Linked DNA regions of Mus musculus: region 2 is linked to region 1. Evidence: chromatin loops called from intact Hi-C (ENCODE). Cell type or tissue: heart. All regions are shown on one strand. Links, peaks and the distances in the headings refer to the core of each region. The heading gives the core; the rest is flanking DNA.

Evidence for each region. Peaks named below come from ENCODE experiments on the same cell type or tissue, not always from the same donor. Only the 100,000 strongest peaks of a DNase experiment are listed, where the experiment ranks them.
Region 2: it touches region 1 in a loop (2.2-fold over the local background); 3 of 42 quality-filtered maps call a loop at or near these places.

Annotation. Positions count from the first base shown.
Region 1 is chr13:5,428,724-5,437,023 of GRCm38, reverse strand. No RefSeq gene overlaps it. Among named protein-coding and RNA genes, the nearest start is that of Gm40660, 22 kb to the left of the region's middle. In heart, for the core only: no CTCF peak of the experiment used is centred there; no DNase peak of the experiment used is centred there.
Region 2 is chr13:5,343,606-5,351,905 of GRCm38, reverse strand. No RefSeq gene overlaps it. Among named protein-coding and RNA genes, the nearest start is that of Gm40659, 89 kb to the right of the region's middle. In heart, for the core only: no CTCF peak of the experiment used is centred there; DNase peaks (open chromatin) are centred at 3,795, 4,195 and 5,945; H3K27ac peaks cover 554 bases.

The DNA of each region.
Region 1 (8,300 bases), core at 50-8,049:
TTTTGAAATCATTTATATCTTTCAAAATAAAATATATCTGAACAGAAGGTTAGACTAGTCTGCAAAATTTATAAGCAGCAGTAAATAAAATACATTTTTCTTTACTCTTTGAACAAGAATTGCATAAGACCAGATGCCCAAGAGAATAAAAGTGGAGAACTAGCAACCAAGCTGACCTTAGTTTTATGCTAAGTATATGGGTAATCTTATCCCAAACTTACAGCAAAGTATGGGTCTGGTAGAAGGGAAGCCCAGAGTGGGTAGTCTGTGAGCCCACAAACCTGAAATAAAGTAGCAAAGCCAATGGAAGGGCAAATCCATACACACAATCCCATGAAATGTGAAGCCTAAGAAAAATACTTTATTCCTAGATTGGACAAAATTATCCAAGACATTCAGCAGGAGAGATTTCATGGACAACAAGAAATGATCAACTTAAAAGTCTTTATTTTTAGCTAACTCTTAGCAGGTACCATGGCTACAGGCTGTCAAGGAATCAGGGGAGAGTAGTGTTTTGAAAGAGAGGAAGCTCCACCTTTGGAGTTTCTACTCACTTATTGTCTAAAATTAGCAACAATTTAATGTAGCTTTCTGTTTTGGGAGTTATGCACAACGGTTTTTTTGGGAATGCTGAATTAAAAGCAGATGGGCTCCCTATTCAACTTTCTTCCCTTTCCTGTTATTCTGAAAACAATTCCAGATCATGGGAGTCCCTGAGAAGAGACAGTTTCACAGCTCTGCTGGGATTGCATCATCGGATTCTAATACTCTGAATATAGCCACTGTAAAAGACTGTTTTGTACTAAGTAACATCACTAATTTTATTTTCAAGTAACACTCTCTATTATTAAGTTTACTCAAGTTTGAGCCAAAAACTGGATGAGCAGCAAGTAGAGGGATGAGGAGTCTATTTACCTCATAGGTTATGGGGTACAATCCCTCATGGGGTAGGGTTGTGGGTAGATGCTTGCTCACGTTTAATACATAGGAAGCACAGGAATACACGAAGTGGAGCTGAGATATAAACCAAGGCCAAGCTCTCTAGAAATCTACGTCCTGTCACTAGGTACCACTCCCTAGAGAATCCACACCTCAAAAGTAGATCTACAACCTCAGGACCAAATACCAAACATAGAAGCCTGCGGGAGATGTTTTATTTCCAAATCACAAAACATCTAAGCAAACCATTGTACATCTGCTTTTCTCTTGAATTTTGTATATTCTGGATATAAGAATATATTAAAGCTGGACTTAAAATAATTTTAGTCAAAGATGAGTTTTAAGTAATAGTGGATAAAAGTATGCTTTTGATTCGCGACTAAAATTTCTACAATTTCACTTGAGATTTTTTTTTCCAATATGAGTCTTTTATAATTTGCCTCTGAGACTGGAATGGGCTGTTCTACCAATCCAACCTTCTTTTCTATCACAATTCAAAGCCAGCGTAATAATTCAGATATTTTATTATATAAATCGAATAGAAAAGAGACCAAGATAGGATCAAGCTTTCTATTGTAGTGCACTTACACACAGATAGTTAAGTATTAAGATGGATTTATTCATTATCCCTTTTAATAACTTTGTTCCTAAAGAAACAAATTAGTATATGTCATCTCCATATGCATGAATAGCAACTGCCATGTTGCAGACAAATGATTGACATTTAAGATGGCTGCCCTGGTTGTCACACTGATGACAATAGATTGTTACTGACATCATACAATTAGGGAGGAACAGAATGGTTATAAACTCATGATGATATTGTCACAGTTTTCATTCAAGGCTTGTTAAGTGGCCATAGATATAAAGCTGTATTAGAAACTAGGAGCTTTTCAAATAAAATCATTCCTTTTCTATGTTTTCTGAGTGGATCCTTTTATTGACTGAGTGAAGTTATAGACTCAATCCAGAAAAAAAATGTTGTTTTCAAAGAAATAGATAATCATTAGTAGATACCATTTCTCATAGGTGACAAAGGTACAATACCACTCCATGTGACTAAGAGCATCTCTTGGAGATGACAAATATGATTGCATTTATGGAGGTGAGATGTAATTAAATTGTCTCTAAATTCCGTGTGATTTCCACAGTGACCCCTTGCTTCCTCTTATGGAGAACAGTGATTCTCTTTGTATGCATCTATATTCCTACACCAAGGTAAACCTAGCTCATCTTTCGCTTGGCTTAGAGTGATCCTCTGAACAAACTAGGGACACACAGATTTCCCTTGCTTTGTTTTTCAGTGTATCTACTTCATGAGCAAGCTATTCCCATCATTGTTACACCTTATACCACAATTAATAGGTGAGACTAATATTGATCTCTTAAATAAGTCAAGTGAAACATTTGGCCCTAGCCTAAACAATGTGTTTTATTATACTTGAATGGTATCCTCTGGCAAAAAAAGCAACAGTACATTTACATTTTGTAAAGTGGCTAACATGTTGGTGAAGCCAATACCACAATGACTAAGTCCCATTAAGAGTTACTTATTTAGACTTTTCAATAGTTATTTATTTCTCTGTCCAACATTTCAGAAAAACAGGCATCATTTTACTACCCAAAGTCTCTGTTTAGCAAGCTCATTTTCTTCCTCATAGATAAAGAAATGCTCCATCTGTGGCTACCTAGTTGGTCCCAAGCCAGTGTAAAAATATGTCCAGCTTTGTTCCACAAAGGTGACTTTAAGATTGCCTGGGCGGAATCATGCTTTCAAGCTCAGTGTATGAACTGTGATAAAAAACAGGATTGAATTTCTTTGTTCAGTTTTTCTCATGTGAATTCTGATTAGAATCTGAGAAAAGAAAAAATCCTGAAACAATTTTAGCTCCCAGTATCTGAATATCTCAGCCAACAAAAGGACTTTTTTAATGGTGTATTGCTTTTTCAATATTTTTCTTAGGAGCCTAGTCTGAGTCCAAAGCATCCTGCATGCTGACCTGTCTACATCGCTTTGTTGTCAACATTTTCTTTTGAAATAGGCTCTGAACTTCATTGTTTTGTTATATTCATACAGAGAATAGAATTTCCTCTCTTATAGTGACAGCACAGAACTCCTAACTATAGAAAGCTGCACAAATAAACTTTGAAGATCTTTCTGTGGTGGCCACATGTGGCCCTGGTCTCTGCTGCACACTCGCTGGCCCCTCTGGCACCATATGCTTCTCTCCCTCAGAGAGACACAGCATGTGGCTGCAGAGGAAACTGTTGTGGAGGAGGAAGCTAAGAGGGTTTGATTACAAAGGCTTTTTTTTTTTTCCCAACATTTGCCTCTTGGTAGATGATGCTTAAGCAAACACCCATTAGCAGATGTCATCTGGTCTCTCATCCAGTGCTGCCACAGTGATAAAAACATACTCAAAGATCAAACTGTAACAGTCTCTCTGACTGGGGGATTTCAGAAATGAACCCAGGAGGAGAGTGTCTTCCACCTGTTAGATTTTCAAATATTAATATCAAATATCAAGTGCAATTTAGAACCCTGAAACACCCTCAGCCAGATGTGAGTTTCTTTGAGGAAACCATTGATGCAGCTTGGAGCTCTAAAGAAGATTAGGTTCCATCTTTCATGTTTAACACCCCCAAGATGCAAAGCAGAGGCTTGTGTTTATTTGGTAATGCTTCATGACTCCAAATGTTTACGATGTCGCCTTTCTCATTACACTTACACAAGAATTGTAAACAAGCTTTTGATTGATAGTTAAGGAAGACCATTTCCTTATTTCCTTTATTCGGGTACTCCAGAAAGTGACTTCTCAAGGTGGAGTTCTACCTTTCTTTGTCATATTTTGCTATTAATTTGTGCAGCTATTAATATTCCCTAAGTCACCTCTTTCTGTACAGATATGTCCTAATTGATCTATTTTGGTTTGGTTTGTTCTGCAATGATATTGTATTCCCTTTGAATATTGAAGATTACTTAATAAATTGCTTGCTATAATATTGCTCAAAACAGCCTAGCTGTGGAATCACCAACAAGTGAATGGATAAATACAACTCAGTGTGTTTACACACTAGAGTTTTACTCAGTCATGTAGAAAATGCAATTGTTTTGCTTGTTTGAAAGCAAATGCAACTGAAGATTATCATATTAAATGAAATAAGCCATTCCTACAAAGACACTCTCATATGGGCTTCCTCAAATGTAGGGTTTTGAAAGAAAATGATGGACATGGGATTAAGTGAACAGGGATAGAAGGGCAGGAGAATATGAAGAAATGAGGAATGGCAAGAATGCATAATACAGGAATCTGTCCTGCCCAGCAGGACTCAGTTATTCGTGGGTGCAAGGGGAACTGCAAACCTGGGAGAAAATGGGATGGGAGAGAAAAGAGGAGTGGAGACCAAGTAGAACATCAAGGTCTCCATTTATTAGGCTGCAATGCAGGGTTTTAAAGCATATATCTAGGGGAATAGGGAGGGGTTGAGGGGGAATTAACAAAGAACAAAGGACAAAGAACAAAGAAGTGGGCATCAGGGGACACGAGGGCCAAAGTCAGGCACCAGGCAGCAGGCACTCTGCGTCTTATCTCCGGAAGGTGGAATCCTCCTTAACAGCCTTGGGTGTCAGGCCGGGCTCAGCATATAACTCATTTCCTTGGATGTCATGGGAGTCAGGAAGAGATAGGGAAGAGGGGACTATAATTCAGCTTTTACAGCCTTAGGTGCCAGGAAGGGAACAGGGAGAAGGGAGTGACGACTGGCTCCTTAGCACAAGTCCATTTGGCTTGTCAGGGTGGGAGACTGTGAAAAGCTCCCTTTCTCACGGTATGGCCTCTAACAGGAATCATTATAAGTCTAACATATATGCATACCACAGAAAGCCATGGTGAAATTCTTTACTGTATACAATAAATAGATACAAAATAAATATGAAAACACATACAACACAAATAAGAAAACAAAAACATAATATGTTTCTAATTCTAAGGATTGCATAAGACATGGACTAAAGACATACCCTAATACCTCAAACAAGAAGAAAACGACTTGTAAATTCAGTTTGTAATGCTTAAAGAGTATACATCCTGTGGGTAGGCAAATAAAATAGGATAGAGAAAAAACAAACCTGAGTGTATGAGAAATCAGGATGGAGATAGAGAAAGAGAGGGTGGGGGAAGCTGGTACAGGTTGTATTTATATTTGATTTTGGAGGTTGTTTTCAAGACTTTTAGGTTGTTCTATGTTTTAGAAACATCTTCACATAACTTGTTTACCAGGACCTACTAATTCCTTTTGTTGTATCATACGAACACTCCTCTGGAATTGCTGGCATCTCACATTTTCTTCATCATCATACCCATATCAAGCTTGATTCACTTAGCCGGTCTACATGAACTCATTTAGTAAGCCTACTGTCCCACCACCCACATATGCACACACAGAAGCATGTGGAAAGTTTTAAAATCGGCCAAACATTTATGGAAATTGTCAAAGTTTGGTCCTGTTCCATTCATTAAATGTTCCAGAACCAAGTTCACCCTGGTAAGTACTCCATGATATGGAGGGGTTTTGATAAACGTAGGAGGCCATTATTCTGTCTAGATCCTCTTAGAAGTGCTTGGGTAGAGGAGATGAGAAATGTATCTGCAAGGAAGTGTGGAACTGGACAGACATGGGTGACAAGGGAGGTTACTTAAAGGGGAACAAAACAATAGACAGGCAGGAGCTCAGAAATTCTCTTTTGTTTGCAGGAGGACAGCAAGAATTTGTCTGAAATGTCCCTAGATGAGATCAAGAGTATAATGAGAGAAACTGATTTGAAAAATAGTTTTGGATTATACCAGAAAATTTTATATAAAGATGAGAAGTGAAGTTTACTGTTCAGTAGTAAGAAGGTACCTGAGCTTTGGAGCCTTGGGTCTTTTTTTTTTTTTTTGGTCAGGGAACCCGGAGTATCTTTGCCTCTATTATTACAGTATTTATTATTTTCTATCTGCCTCTGGTAGATTTTTGCTTTAGGTCTTCTTCTGGCTTGCCTCTGGTGTTTAGCCTATGGCTATGTATTCTATAGCTCCAGAAATGCAAGACAAAATATTTTCATCCATGTAGATAAGAATTTGGGGTGAACAGTCTGTACTTTGAAGCCAAAACCAACACATTTACTTCTTTTGTGGACCTTGCCAGAGACAAAGGATTTCAGATGAATTAATCACTTTCTGTGACCTTAAGAAAATGTCTGAGGCAAGGTACTTATAATAAAAGGGGTACTTTATCTCATAATTTTGTGTACTAAATAGCCAACAAACCAAGAGCATATGGCTAGTTCAGGGGCAATTTTATAGCCCTTTCATCAAAAAGGGAACTCAGTTCAGGGTTGAGTGCATATGTGGGTGGTGGGACAGTAGGCTTACTAAATGAGTTCATGCAAACAGGCTAAGTGAATCAAGCTTGATATGGGTATGATGATGAAGAAAATGTGAGATGACAGCAATTTCAGAGGAGGTTCTTTCTCTTCACAATACCCTTAGTGACTGACCTGAGTAGCTACTATGAAACCTACTTCTTAAAGTATCTACACTTCCTACAAACACTCTAAATCCCCAGGGAAACAAACATAATTTTTAAGAGAGACACTCAATCCATGTCCAAACCACAGAAAGGGACCCCTGTTTATGCAGGCTGTGTGACACTGACTTTTGCATATAATGATGTGGTTTGTGAAGAAAGGCTCCCAGCAGCCTAAGATAATCCTTGCAAAATTTAATGTGCAAATTGGTCACCCAAAGTTCTTACTAGAATGCATATTCTAATCTGGATTTGTGTCAAAGATACTGCCTTTGTCACAGGTTCTGTGGTGAAGCTGTTTCTGAACATGAAGAAAGAGGCTCTAGAACACAAGCCTAGACATGGAGGTGAAGGACCTCATCCTTAAAATGAAAGATTGCATAGGATACGTTTTTTAGACTTGGACCCAGTGTACTTCTGATGGAAAAATATTTCAGGAACCTCACATAATAATCAAGATAGATAGAGTTTCCTTTGAGTCTGATTTCCTCCTTTTTAATTCTTGATTCTTTTTCCAATATCTCACAAGAAAATAACCATTGCCATAATTAGCCTTTGGAGAGCTAGCTAAAGTTCTCTTCAGAGTGGTGACGTGTTTGGCAATAATCTGGGTTATAACGTGTTCTAGGTATATGTGTGAGGTCTTGAAATACAGCATAGAGGATAGAATGGATGACACTTGGATCCTTGGTACATGAAATAAATGTGTCCTCAAGCTGTAGTTCTTTTTTTTTTAAAGATTTATTTATTATTATATCTAAGTACACTGTAGCTGTCTTCTGATGTACCAAAAGAAGGCATCAGATCTCATTAAGGATGGTTGTGAGCCACCATGTGGATGCTGGGATTTGAACTCAGGACCTTCAGAAGAACAGGTGGTGCTCTTAACCACTGAGCCATCTCTCCAGACTCTCCAAGCTGTAGTTCTAATCCACCTTCTTCTTCCTTTTCCCCTTTTCCCCCCCACATATACTCATCTCAATAGCAAAGCTGTTATGGTCAGATTTTCTCTCACATACTTCATCCAGAACTTACCACCTTCAGTAGTTTAGCCCTTGCATTTTTACATCACAAGGGGCCCAACAACATGACTGTAGCTCTATTTTATTGCATTTCTGAATGGCTAACACATACATCACTGATCACTGACTGAACATATATTCATTTTTATTTCCTAAAGTATATGGTAGAGCTTTTTGTGAATGATAAATTCCTTTCAGACACACTTATTAATATATTGAAACTGAAACAGGTCTAGATGAATTAATGAGTTGTTATGAATTTATGAGTAGCCATGTGATTTAGTAAAATATATAAATAAAGTAAGATTTTGATTTATATATTCACTGATATGTGTGCGTGCATATATGCACATATATATTTTGTACTTACTGAAGAGGATATGGTGCACATACATAACTATTTAGGTGTGAGCACTTATGTGTGTGAGAAGACCAAAGTCAAAGGTGAGGTGTCTTCCACTAGGTCTCTCCCATTATTGGCTTTAGGCAATGTCTATTACTGAAGCAGAGATTCATCTGTTCAGCTACATTAGCTGCCCAGGAAGCTCTAGAGATATGTTTATCTCTACCTTCCAGTGCTGGAGTTAGAGACACCTGCAGGGCTGTAATACATATGCGCATATGTGCATTAAAATCCATACATGCACATACATGTATTCAAATTCAGATCCTTGGGTCTTCATGCTACTAGCTTCTATGAATATCTTATTGTTATTAGCATGGAAAATAGTATAAACACAAATAGTGAAAATATTTTCATCCTTTATAAAA
Region 2 (8,300 bases), core at 300-8,299, 85 kb after region 1:
GATCCATTGGAGCTTGAGTTACAAACATTTAAAAGGTGCCATATGGGTGCTGGGAACCAAACCTGAGACCTCTGCAAGAACTACTGAGCCATTTATTTAACCCCCAGGAATCATAAATTTTGCCACAAGTTTCAAGAAACAAGAGGATGGACCATTATCATTTTAACCTACTTATTCAGCCATCGTAAAACTCTCACTCAGGTTGGAGAATAGGCAATGGGCTGTGCTTGATGTGCACATCTTAGGTCCATTTCCATCACCAATGCAGAGATGCAAGTCTATATCTTCACTTCTTAGAGAGCTCATGGACAAAGGCAGCTTAGCTCAGAGGATAAACTCCAGTTTCAGTGAGAGACTCTACTTTAAAAAGGACCATGTCTAATGAGAGATGAAGGTAAGCAAAGGATGCATGAGTTGTGGTGATTTGTATACCCTTAGTCAAGGGAGTGACTTGAGTAAAAGCTGTGGCCTTGTTGGAGATGGTGTGTCACTGAGGGTGTGGGCTATAACACCCTTATCCTAGCTCCCTGGTAGTCAGTATTCAGGTAGCAGCATCCAGATGAAGATGTAGAACTCTCTCAGCTCTGCCTAAGCACTTCCTTGCTCCTGCCTTGATGATTATGTATTGAACCTCTTAACCTATAAGCCAGCCACAATTAAATATTGTCCTTATAAGAGGCACCTTGCTTATGGTGTCTGTTCACAGCAGTAAAACCCTAACTAAGACATGAGAACACTACCCAAATACACACACACACACACACACACACACACACACACACACACACACACATACAAACATACACACACTCATGCATGCACACATACACACCCCATTCTTGAAGCACCCTTGCTCAATTTATGTAAGTCATTGTCTTAGTGTTTTACCAGTAGGTTCAGACACCATAACCAAGGCAAATCTTATAAGGACAATCTTTAATTGGGGCTGGCTTACAGGTTCATAGGTTCAGTCCATTAACATCAAGGAGTATGACAGTGTCCAGGCAGGCATAGTGCAGGAGGAGCTGAGAGTTCTACATCTTCATCTACAGGCCAATAGGAGACACGTGACTCTAAAAATGGTCAGGAGGAGGGTCTTAAAGCCCACACACACAGTGACATACTTCCTCCAACAAGGCCACACCTCCAAATAGTGCCACTCATTGGGCCTAGCATACTCAAACTACTACACTCATTTTGCTGTTAGGTTGTTAAATAAACAACTTGCTCTTCCAGGTGGATAACTCTAAAAATTATTGATACCATTACCATCAATTAATGATGTTAGTATTGCAATTAAACTTGTAACCTTGTAGCCAGCAGAGAAGAAAAGGATTAGTGTGTGTGACCACAATGGGAAACACTATGGTATGTATATAGAAAGATGCAAGTTAGGCTAATTCTAACAGACAAGATGCTAAGGCCACACACCTTGAGAATAAAATGGAAAAGTTCTCATGGCCAATTGTCACCTCTATAACCTCTTCACAGTGGATTATCTGATAAAAGATATTACTGAAGTTTTAAAATGATAAAACACACCAAATGGCTAAGAAGCACCTAAAAAATGTTCAACATCCTGAATCATCAGGGAAATGCAAACAAACCTGAGATTCCACCTCACACCAGTCAGAATGGCTAAGATCAAAAACTCAGGTGACAGCAAATGATGGCAAGGATGTGGAGAAAGAGGAACACTCCTCCATTGCTGGTGGGATTTTAAGCTGGTACAACCACTTTGGAAATAAGCTTGGCAGATTCTCAGAAAATTGGACTAGTACTATCAGAAGATCCATCAATTCCTCTCCTGGGCATATACTCAGAAGATGCTCCAACATGTAATAAGAACACATGCTCCACTTTGTTCATAGCAGCCTTATTTATAATAGCCAGAAGCTGGAAAGAACCTAGATGTCCTTCAACAGAGGAATGGATACAGAAAATGTGGTACATTTATACAATGGAGTACCACGCAGCTATTAAAAACAATGAATTTATATAAAATGGATGGATCTGGAGGATATAATCCTGAGTGAGGTAACCCAATCACAGAAGAACACACATGATATGCACTCACTGATAAGTGAATATTAGCCTAGAAATGCAGACTATCCAAGATACAATTTGCAAAACACATGAAACTCAAGAAGAAGGAAAACCAAAGTATGGATACTTCAGTCCTTCTTAAAAGGGGGAATAAAATACCCATGGAAGGAGTTACAGAGACAAAGTTCAGAGCAGAAACGGAAGGAATGGCCATCTAGAGACTGTCCCAGTTGGGGATCCATCCCATAAACAACCACCAAACCCAGACACTATTGCATATGCCAACAAGTTTTTGCTGACAGGAGCCTGATATAGCTGTCTCGTGTAAGTCTATGCCAGTGCCTGGCAAATAAAGAAGTGAACGCTCACAGTCAGCTATTGGACGGCGCACAGGGTCCCCAATGAAGGAGCTAGAGAAAGTACCCAAGGAGCTGAAGGGATTTGCAACCCCATAGGTGGAACAACAATATGAACTAACCACTAACCCCAGAGCTCCCTGGGACTAAACCACCAAAGAAATCACATGGTGGGACTCGTGTCTCTAGCTGCATATGTAGCAGAGGATGGCCTAGTTGGTCATCAAAGGGAGGAAAGGCCCTTGGTCCTGTGAAGGTTCTATGCCCCAGTATAGGGGAATACCTGGGCCAGGAAGTGGGAGTGGATGGGTTGGGGAGCAGGGGGAGGGGGAGGGTATGGGGATTTTTTTTGAGGGGATAACTAGAAAGGGGGATAAAATTTGAAATGTAAACAAAGAAAATATCTAATAAAAAATAAAGCTATACACTATAAAAATTTAAATTGATATATGATGTCACAGCTAGCTTATACATGTTAATATGCATCCAACTGAGAGAATGAACTACTAAAATGTCTCAGGTAAACAGAATTGACACAGTTCAGAAAAGCGTTTTGCTGGATTTGTTAAGTCCCCTTTGACTAGACATGTAATTTGTGGGAGGATGACTATTTGAAATGTATGTTCATATCTACAACTATTTTTCTGTATTAATGGAAAGATATATTTTTATTTAAACTGTGAATTAAAAAATGATAAAACACAAATATAAATGTATGTATATTTATTTATTTATAATGGTAAAATTTAGGAGTATTTAAGCAGAACTAAGCTACTGAAGACACATTTTAAAAGATCAAAGCTCTGCAAATAAACACACATGATAGCCCACACATGTGTCTTCTTTCAAAGTGAGTCTGGAAGCCAAAAACACTTTTGTAACTGTAAGATCAAATATATTTCTTGCACCAAAACTCATTCTGAAAATTGTATGTTGGTTATAAAAACAACCTGTTATAGAGAAGCAAACTCAGGAGGAGCAACTGCCTTGATATTTTAAAGGTGAACTTATGACAGCCAAAACCTGGAGCAGGAAGATTAAAATGCCTTTAATTTGATCATTCTTTGCCTGCAAAATGCCACAGACATTATTGGTTTTGAAAGCTCCGGAAATATGTCCTGATGCTTTCAAGCGTCTCATCCTTCTCAGTATACTGAGTATTTCTCGTCCCTTCTTTCCGATGCCCAGCTCCACCAATGTCAATAAAGCACACTGTCTGCTTTAGTCTGGGAACCATTCACTCTCTGCACTGTCTTCTGCACTCTGGCCGAGATAATGCATCTGGGTCTCCTTAGTGATATTCTGAACACATTTTTGCTCTCTTCCACCCAGAGCACATACTTCTGGTGGAATTCCTGTTGTGTGGGAGGCCAGCTAAACTGCATTCACACACTGGCACTCCCAGATGTGTCCTTGCTGGATTTATTCCAGTCCCTCTGTCTCAGCAGCCAGACATGTGTTGCTTAAGTCTGATCTTCAGTATCTGAGCCTGACAACCACAGGAGCCTTTGTGCTGTTTATTTATTTGATGGCTGTCTGTCTCTCTCTCCCTTTCTCTCCCTCTCTCTGTCTCTCTCTCTCTACCTGAGTGCGTGTTTCCTTCTTTTATATGTTCTTGATTCCTTCTTTTCTATTAAAATTTTAAAAATGTTTGTTTCCAGGACAAAAAAAGTAAGACTTTTAATGGCAGCCAGGAGATGAGATGAGATGGTGTTTGGGTGTTTGTTTTAGTTACAGGAAGGTCACTACAATTACAACTGCAGGCAGACACCTGCACCATCTGTTTTTGTCAATAAGCCTTTCAAAAGAACACAACACACAGTCATTTCCCATCAGGATGTGTTCTTTCAGACCTGTGAAGAACATTGGCTCACCTGGAACATGACTATTTCTTGAAAGATTTTTTTTTGCTATATTATATGATGGTAAGAATTGGTTGTTAAATGTGAGAGTGGGTGGGTAGGGGAGCAGGACAGGGGGAGGGTATAGGGAACTTTTGGGATAGCATTTGAATTGTAAATAAAGAAAATAGCTAATAAAAAAGGGGGAAATGAGATATATAAAAAAAGAGTTGGTTGTTTGTGAGGAAAAAAGAAATCTTGTCTCAAGTTAAAAGCTTGAATCCCTACTCTGTCTCTCTGTCTGTTCCCGAGTCTGTGTCTGAGTGTGTGTCTGTGCCTGTGCCTGTGTCTGTGTCTGTGTCTGTGTCTGTGTCTCTGTGTCTGTGTCTGTGTCTGTGTCTGTGTCTGTGTCTGTGTCTGTGCCTGTGCCTGTGCCTGTGCCTGTGCCTGTGCCTGTGCCTGTGCCTGTGCCTGCCTGTGCCTGTGCCTGTGCCTGTGCCTGTGCCTGCCTGTGCCTGTGCCTGTGCCTGTGCCTGTCTCTGTCTCTGTCTCTGTCTGTCTCTGTCTCTCTGCCTCTCTCTGTCTCTCTGCCTCTCTGTCTCTCTGTCTCTCTGTCTCTGTCTGTCTCTCTCTCTCTGTCTCTCTCTCTCTGTCTCTGTCTCTGTATATTAGTGATGACTGGGGAAATGGGACAGGAGTTTTGGAGAGCAATCACAGCCATCTAGCCATCACTGTTCAGGCTGATGATTTGAATACCTGAGAGAGACACGAAATGATTAACACATAATACTATAGACGGTAATGGGTATACCACTTCCTGGAAAAGACATCATTCATAGGAAGTGACCACAAGTCTTTGTCAACTGATTCCCATCCCTGGAAATATCCAGTGAGTGAAGTTCCAAAGCCTTCAGAGTTTGGTCAGGCATGACAACTCTTTATTTGTTGCTCTTAACTCTTGTGATGGACACAAAATCCAAACAATAGATGTCTGTATGCATTAGATATTTTTGTTCACATGTGATGTAAACACTACCTTTATCATTTTAAATAAGGGAAATTAAGACTACAGCTTAGCAAGAAAAGACAATACCTTATCTAGCCTCCTGAAAGTTCAACAGTTTCATTACCATATCCCACTGTATCATAGCTATTAAAAAAAAAAACAAACAGAAAATACAGGCTTTTAATATTGTGGATAGGATTGTGAAATCACAAACACCCCAGTATGTGATGAGTGCTGTGTGTAACAAAGAGGCGCAGCCGCATTTCTTCACTTTCCATCCTCAGAACAGTCTTAAATTTTAGCCTTCTCTAGAAGGATCTCCCTGATCTTGGAAGAACAAATATTCTCCTGGATTAATTATCTCGGAGGAAACAGTTTTCCAAAGGGAGCCTATCATGGATTGATTTTCTATGTTAATGAGTTATTTATTTTCTCATATATTTCTAAGTCATCTCCGTAAACATCGCTTAGTTTGAAGAAATGAGGAGTTTTTGTTTATTGTAGAAAAGCACATTTTTAAATTACATGCATTTTTTCCCTTTTTGGGTGAGGCAAGAAGGAAAGAAGGAAAACCATAACTTGTTTACTGCAAAACAGAATGTTCGGTTAACTGCCCAAATCAGAACTTTCCCGTACTGACTTAGGAATGAGGGCTGATCAGTAATCTTCACCAAGTTCGGAGGGTTAGAGGTGACTCAGGCTCCATGAATGTGTTCTGGTCTTATTTAAAGAAAGGCCCCTGAGTCATGTGGAGTTGTGTCAAAATGTGTGGTATGTCATGTTATTTTAAAAAGACAGCTTGGGGAGAGGAAATTGAACTATCTTTTTTTTTTTTTCCAGGGAACTTTGCCCTCTTGTAGAAGTCATTTCCCACACATCTCACTTTCTTTGCAGTCAGGCTGTGGTGTATTTTTATCGTAGATATATCCCTAATGACTTCTCATGTCGAGCTTGTGTAGTGAACTATTTTTCATTAATATTTATCCTCAGCTGCTGTTAAATGCATTGCTTACAGCTGAATACATTTACCATCGATCTACTATCATTTGGATGTCTCATCCATCTGAAAGGATGGCTAAACACATATATTTGTTATTTTTAACAATAGGAAAAAATTCACAAACCTAAATGAGTTTCAGTTATCTTAGCTAAGTAAAATTTGAAAGTGTCAATCTTGTTTGTATTCAGAATTTTTAAGTACATGTAAAAATTTTTTAGAAATGTAAAAAAAAAATTAAATTAAAAAGTATAAATACCCAAAGGACTGCCAGGGGAGGAAAAGGCAGCTTTCTTTAGAGCTGTAATTTGTGGTTGGTTGACCATGCTTCTGTGCATGTCCCCACATACATGTGCATGTGGAGAGCACAAATTAAATTCAGTGGCTTATTTATATTTAAAAAAATAAGAAGACGAGGAAAATGAAGTTGCAAGGATGTCTGTGTGGATCCAGGAGTCTAATGGAGAAATGGGACAGAAACAATTCCACATGTATTAAATTCTTAAAGGGTAAATTAAAATATATAAAAATAGATGGGCAGAGGGGAGGTATAGGGGATTTTGGGATATCATTTGAAATGTAAATGAAAGAAAATATCTAATAAAAAATTTAAAAAATAAATATGTAAATTTTAAAAGTGTAAAAAGTACTTTGATGAATAAAATTATACTTAGTTATGATGAACTGTAACTTTAGGGTTCATGATCAAGTATGAAATCTTGAATAAGGGCTTGTCCAAGTATGTGAGCTGATTTGTTATTATAAATCCACTTTTGCTTTTGAGAGTCTTTCTCTATACAACAGGAATAGTATACATTTCAACTCCAGTTTGGGTAAATTGCTTCTGGGTCTATTATTCGGTTCAATCAACCAAATACTAATTAAAGCCATCCCATTTCCAAATCTAAAACACTGAGTCAGGAAACATATCCCTATGTTCAGCTTGACATGCTCCATTTCTTGCTTATTTTCAGTCTCAATACAATGCCCTAAAGATACACTGCCATTTTACCCCTATTTTTGCTGATGAAAACTGGCCAGACATGCAACTGCTTGGGTGTGAATCAGTCTACCACAATTTGAGAATTGAGTCTAACTACAGATTTCAATGGAAATGAAATAATTGTAGTAGACTTTTAGGGTTAGCAGGAATCTTGATCGAATTCCCATTGGTGGGAGTTGCATGTTAGAATGTGGTACTGAAGTCCTGTGACAGAATAGACTCTGCCTACATTGGACTGCAAGAAAGGCTGTCAGAAGGCAGGACTCTATGTTCATATCCTCACCAAAATTTGCTCACATATTCTAATCCCAAATTCCTGGACCCAACTGGTTCAGAGTCATTGTTCTAATTTTAATTAAAAAGGCCCTTTACGCTCTGGAATTTAGTGTGGGCTACAATTGGTCTAACCAAAACTTAAGTTTTATTTTCAGAAGTATTTACCCTCTGGCTATAAGATAAGAATACCTTTTTTACTTGTTTTTTTGTTTGTTTGTTTGTTTGTTTGTTTGTTTTTTTAATTAGGTATTTTCTTCATTTACAAAAAAAAAAAAAAAAAAAAAAAGGCCAACAGTGTAAACTAACCATGTCCCTTTGGAACTCCCAAGGACTAAAACACTAACCTACACAGGCTGTTCTGAAACACCACCACCCCCCACCCCCGGCACATATGTAATAGAGGACTGCCTTGTCATCCTCAGTGGGAGAGGATGCACCTAATCTTGCAAAAACTTGATGCACCAAAGTAGGGAATACAAGGAGGGAAGGAACACTTTCTCAAAGGTGAAGGGAATGGGGGCATGGAACCTGGAGGAGGGAACTGGGAGGGGCAGCATTTGGGATGTAAATAAATGAATTTTTAAAAAAGAGAATAAAATTTAAATAACATAATCAACGACAAGAAAAGATAAAAATGCCTTTCCAAGCAAAATTTGTAAGCTCCTTTTATAGAGCATTTCCTAAGAATTTAGCATCCTGACTTCATCATTCACATTCTCAAATTCTTCAGCATGATTATGAGAAACCAAACAACCTAATTGTTAGCCTCCTTTTT